2 separate regions of the Homo sapiens genome follow, and region 2 is linked to region 1. Evidence: read pairs that join two places in POLR2A ChIA-PET (ENCODE). Cell type or tissue: OCI-LY7. All regions are shown on one strand. Links, peaks and the distances in the headings refer to the core of each region. The heading gives the core; the rest is flanking DNA.

The links. ChIA-PET counts read pairs that join two places held together with the same protein. Peaks named below come from ENCODE experiments on the same cell type or tissue, not always from the same donor. Only the 100,000 strongest peaks of a DNase experiment are listed, where the experiment ranks them.
Region 2: POLR2A ChIA-PET joins it to region 1 with 5 read pairs; 1 of 35 experiments calls an interaction of 5 or more read pairs at or near these places.

What each region holds. Positions count from the first base shown.
Region 1 is chr12:121,403,619-121,406,522 of GRCh38, forward strand. The region is part of intron 1 of RNF34 (ring finger protein 34); the gene reads left to right. Among named protein-coding and RNA genes, the nearest start is that of RNF34, 5.0 kb to the left of the region's middle. In OCI-LY7, for the core only: no CTCF peak of the experiment used is centred there; a DNase peak (open chromatin) is centred at 1,313.
Region 2 is chr12:123,064,292-123,067,195 of GRCh38, forward strand. All of the region lies in intron 2 of PITPNM2 (phosphatidylinositol transfer protein membrane associated 2), which reads right to left. Among named protein-coding and RNA genes, the nearest start is that of PITPNM2-AS1, 16 kb to the right of the region's middle. RefSeq lists enhancers at 530-1,392, 1,551-2,052. In OCI-LY7, for the core only: no CTCF peak of the experiment used is centred there; a DNase peak (open chromatin) is centred at 1,600.

The DNA.
Region 1 (2,904 bases), core at 301-2,800:
TGAAACAAACCCTGGACATATAGTGGGTGAGTTCTCTGAGGAAGCTTTCATTGATGGAAGAACAGTATCGCTCCTTGGTCCTTGTAGATTCATGTAGCATCTGAGACAATTATTTTTGAATTTAAAACTTCTAGGTTCATCCTTAAAATAACTGTGTAAATAATATATTTAACTTAGAGTTATGGCAAGCAAGGTAGACGCTTATGAGAAGAGTCTATGGGTTTATTATTACATTGCTATTTACCTAGTTTAATAAAAAGTGAATGACTGTGTAGTAACATATTAGAGTTTTGGCAAGCAAGATAGACTCTTACGAGAAGAGTCTATGGCATTATTATTACCTTGCTATTTACCTAGTTTAATAAAAAGTGAATGACTTAGATCATTTAGTTTTCTGTTTCTTTTTTTTTTTTTTGAGATGGAATCTCACTCTGTCGCCAGGCTGGAGTGCAGTGGCACGATCTCAGCTCACTGCAACCTCTGCCTCTCGGGTTCAAACAGTTCTCCTGCCTCAGCTTCCCAAGTAGCTGCCATGCCCGGCTAATTTTTTTTTTTTTTCTTCGTATTTAGTAGAGACGGAGTTTCACAATGTTGCCCAGGCTGGTCCCAAACTCCTGAGCTCAGGCAGTCCACTTGCCTTGGCCTCCCAAACTGCTAGGATTACAGGCTTGAGCCATGGCACCTGGCCTAGTTGTCTGTTTTCATACTCATAAACTTTCTTTTCCCACTCTCCCCCTATACTTCTCTTGTGTCTGGCTGTCATTTAATCTTTTTTTTTTTTTTTTTTTTTTTTTGAGATGGAGTCTCTCTTTGTTGCCCAGGCTGGAGTGCGGTGGCACCATCTCAGCTTACTGCAGTCTCCGCCTCAAGTGATTCTCCTGCCTCAGCCTCCTGTGTAGCTGGGACTACAGTTGTGCACCACCACACCCAGCTAATTTTTTTTGGTATTTTTAGTAGAGACCGGGTTTCACCATCTTGGCTAGGCTGGTCTTGAACTCCTGACCTCAAGTGATTCTGGCCTCCTAAAGTGCTGGGATTAGAGGTGTGAGCTACTGCGCCCAGCCTGTCATTTAATCTTCATGGAAACTACCATAGCTTTTCTGATTCTTCGTTCTAGTCTGGCTGGTTGATAATATATTTAATGGAATCATTAAAAGTTTAGGGTTGAAAATTTGTGGTAAATTTGTGAATTCTTTAAATTGAGCATTTTGAAGTATTTTCTCCCCACAGGGATTCTGAAAACATATTAGATTATACACACACAGAAGCAAAGACAGCTGAACCTTGAGGCCATTTGAAAATCCTGGCACTGTGCCAGAAAGAGAGCTGGGCTGCTGCTCTTGCAAAGAAACAGAACACCTTTCCTCTTGCTTTTGTTGACTGTAATGATGTTTCATGGGCTTATATTGTTTGACTCTGACTGAGGAACCTGAGAGAGTCCTTATAACCTTATTGGCTGGAAACTGTCATTCCTACTCTTACGCAGATTATTTAGGTTTGTATTCTTTCCCCTCCCATTTGCTTCCTCTCCTTTGCTCCTACAGAGGGGAGGGGGCTTCTAATTCATTTTTGGGGAGGGAACAGTATGGGAGAAACACTGTCAGTCTCTGCTATGGGAGGAAAAAGAGGGACTTGAATATTGAGGAGTTTCAGTGAAGGAACTGACATGCTTGGCTCAGTACTTTCTGGGACCTTCTCACATTTGTCTTCCTGTAGTGAAGATGGAGTTCTGGTCTCCACTCAACTAGCTGGTAAGCTGCTCTTGGTCAGCTGTATATTATCCAGACTTGGCTACAGAGCTAAGGTTCTGTTCTCCAGTTGATGCTATCAGTAAAAACAAACATTTTAATTTCCATTTGTCTTCTTGCTTTTTTTTTCTTTTTGAGACAGGGTCTTGCTCTGTCACCTAGGCTGGAGTGCAGTGGTGCAATCTCTGCTTACCGCAACCTCCGTCTCCCAGGTTCAAGCAGTTCTCCTGCCTCACCCTTCTGAGTAGCTAGGATTACAGGCATCCACCACCATACCTGGCTAATTTTTGTATTTTTAGTAGAGACGGGGTTTCACCATGTTGACCAGGCTGGTCTGGAACTCCTGACCTCAGATGATCCTCCTGCCTCGGCCTCCCAAAGTGCTGGGATCACAGGCGTGAGCCACCGTGTCCGGCCTCTGTCTTATTTCTTTTTTTTTTTTCTTGAGACGGAGTCTTGCTCTGTTGCCCAGGCTGGAGTGCAGTGGTGCAATCTCGGCTCACTGCAAGCTCTGCCTCCCAGGTTCACGCCATTCTCCTGCCTCAGCCTCCTGAGTAGCTGGGACTACAAGTGCCTGCTACCACGTCCAGCTAATTTTTTGTATTTTTAGTAGAGACGGGGTTTCACCATGTTAGCCAGGATGGTCTCGATCTCCTGACCTTGTGATCTGCCTGCCTCGGCCTCCCAAAGTGCTGGGATTACATGAGCCACCGTGCCCGGCCTGTCTTATTTCTTAATTAGCTCCAAATTGGATGTGGAAAAAAGGTACTGTTACTGGCTCCCTAAAATCTTGGTGCACTGTCTTTGAAGAAAAGAGGAGAACTGGCATTGGATACCAGAATGACATGAGGATATCTAGGTGTCTGAGGCAGTCCAGGCAGGTTTTAGAATTTGATTTCTTATTATGGAATGTGTAAGTTGTTGTTGTTGTTGTTGTTTGAGACAGACTCTTGCTGTGTCGCCCAGGCTGGAGTGCAGTGGCGTGATCTCAGCTCACTGCAGCCTCCGCCTCCCATTTCAAGTGATTCTTGTGCCTCAACCTCCCCAGTGGCTGGGACTACAGGCACTTGCCACCACGCCTGACTAATTTTTTGTATTTCAGTAGAGATGGCGTTTCACCACGTTGCCCACGCTGGTCTCGAACTCCTGAGCTCAA
Region 2 (2,904 bases), core at 141-2,640, 1.7 Mb after region 1:
TCAGTAGCAGGGAAGGGATGAGAACTCCTCATTCTGGGCCCAGGGTGACACCAAACCGATCCCAACCAGCACCCCAAGGCCTGCAGCCCACAGGAGGCTCTCAGCCACCACGGGGCACAGGTATGTGCAGGAGCATCAAGACCTGGGCTGGGGGTGGCACAGGGCAGGGGAGCTGAGGGGAGTAGGGAACCAAGACATCTTTCAACTGGCCCAAGCCCATCGCGCACAGTCTGGCTCCTCTATCTTTGGCGGGGAGCCTGGGGCTATTTCGGGAAGCTCTGCGCACAGCCCGCCACTTCCCTGCCAGGCTGACTGGGTCAAAAACAAAACGAGCCCAGCAACACCCCTGTGTCAACAGGGTGGGAAGTGAGGAGGCACTGAACAGCCCCAAATACAACAGCAGGAACAGGAGAAAATCAGGGAAGGTTGTGGGGGTAAGCACATCACCCTCACCCTGCAAAAAAAAGCTAGTGGGAAACAAACAACACAATGAATCAGATGCAGCAGGACACAGGGAGTGACTAGCTCTGGGGCCAGACCACGTTCACATTCAAGCCTTGTCTTTGAGCAAGTCCTTTACCTGCTCCAGGCCTCAGTGTACCCATTTGTGGACCACCACCCACCTTGGAGGGTTGAGTGGGATTAAATGAGGTGACAGTGAGGCACTGGGCACCTGAGATGTCCTCAGCCTGGGCCTGCCATGCCCTGCTCACCCTTCAGAGCCTTGCTCAGAGTCTCCCATTGGGACAGCTGAGCTACAGCCCCCATTCTGCAGGCACTTGCCACCCACAGCCGCTGGAGGCCCCTGGACGGCTGCACAAGGCCCTGTCCATCCTTGTGCAACTGCAGTGCTGAGCCTGGAGCAGCTGCCTCATCGGTCTGTGAGGTCAAGCTCAAGGGGCCACCCAGAAGGCTTTCCGAGAGCATCCAAAAAACCAGAAGAAAGGGTGAAGAGGTCCCCGATGGCATCCAGGGTTCCCCCATAGCCCTCCAGTCACTGTCATGGGGCAGGCAGCAGGACTCAGCTCATCTCTAGCTGCTGCTTTGCAGGGGCAGCATGAGAGCCACCTGGTGCCAGGGACAGCGCACAGGGCTCTGCCCAGAGCAGGTGCACAGCAGACACTGGAGACGGAGTCAATGGGGAACCAACGGGGCTGGCAGGAGAGGCAGGAGGATGCAAGACAGGAACAACCATTTATGGGGCATTTCCAAGGCACCAGGCTCTGTGGGAGCAGCTGACACACCTTGTCCCAGCAGATTATGTCTTTTTGACAGGTAAAAGCAAGGGGCCCAGAAAAGGGAAAGGATTTTGGCAAGTTGGTGTGAGACTTGCAGGAGGCCAGCAAGCTCAGAAGGGCTGTTCATTTTAAATGATTAATTGTATGTAAAGCCTGTGGGTGTGAGGATGAGGAGGCAGCTCCCCAACAGGCACCCTGGGCTGGCCTGGGAGCCTTAGGGGACATCATCCCCAAGGTGGTCTGTTGGTTCTCTCACAGCAGGAGGATGGGAAGGAATGGATGGTGGTCAGGCAGCCACAGGGGCACTGGTACTGGCAACACTCAGCACTTCCTGCATTCAGGGGCACCCTCTGTCATCCTGGACAGCAGAGACTTCTAGAAGTCAGATGCAGGAAGTGCTTCCCAGAGCAAGATTGTCTTTCATTAACTGCTGGAGACGTGGGGCAGAGACTCACCCAAGGTCTGCAGCAGGCCTAAGCCTTGTCCCTTGTTGTATCCAGCCCTGTATGCGTTTGTGTGCGTGTGTGTAGACAAATGTCACCTTCACAGCTGAGGTGTCAGTGTGTCTCATCTGCGATGGGCCAGGGGAAGGAGATGAAAGCTCTTGCAGGTGCCATGTGTTGAAATGGCCACTCCACCATGTGCCCAGTGATGTATCCGAGAGGAGCTCAGGGAGCCAGGGCTGGATGCAGGCAGACAGCCTGGCCAGGAAGGAGGCCAAGTGTCAAGATCGAGCAAGGGGAGGGCCTGACGAGGGGTAGAGAAGACCAAGCTGGGAAACACACGGAGTGGGCTGGTGCAGGCAGGGGCAGAGGGTGAGGGGCCGTCACTGTAGATGCCCTGAAGACTGAGCATTGTGGGTACTCCCCACAACCCACAAACTCATGAGCCAGCCAGGAGCAAGAGCAGGGGTCTGGCTATGTATGCCACCATCATCTCCACTGCCTTTGTGGAGTGAGTCCGTGACCTCACCCCACAGCTGTTGGGGGTGGGGGCATGAACCTCTGAGACAAGCACAGACTGAGAGCTGGGAGACAGACAGACTCCTCTCTGCAATGCCCATCCTGTGAGAGGGGCTTAACCACCCCCTGGGATGGGCTACAAGGTACTGCTATTAGAGAAAGTTCCTATACTGAACAGTTTGCCCCACTGGGACTCAACCTGGGGTCTTGATTGACTTTTTGGAGCCACATGCAGCCTTTCTCCTCCAGGACACCTTAAAATACGTGTCTGACTAGTACACCCTCTCCACAGTGGCTGCCTACTGGACCCCCTCGGCTGCTCTGGGCTCTCTGATTCTACTCGTGGAGGCAAAGTCGCCCTTGCTGATGACAGGGCCTGAGGCTGCTAAAAGCCCTGGGTGTGTTTCCTGGGACCCGCTGCCAGGCCACACTCCCCGGCCAGTGCAGTAGGTTTGCCCTTTATCTGGTGACATTCTGCCTGCTGGGTGCAAGGGGTTGAATAGTGCAGCCCCCTCCCCAAATTCACATCTAACTAGAGCCTCAGAATGTGACCTTATTTGGAAATAGGGTATTTGTGGATATGATTAGTGAAGGATTTCTAGATGAAATCATACTGGATTGAGGATGGGCTCAAAACCCAATGACTGGTGTTCTTATAAGAAGAGGAGAGAGTCTACAGCCATGGCCATGCATGGTGGCTCATG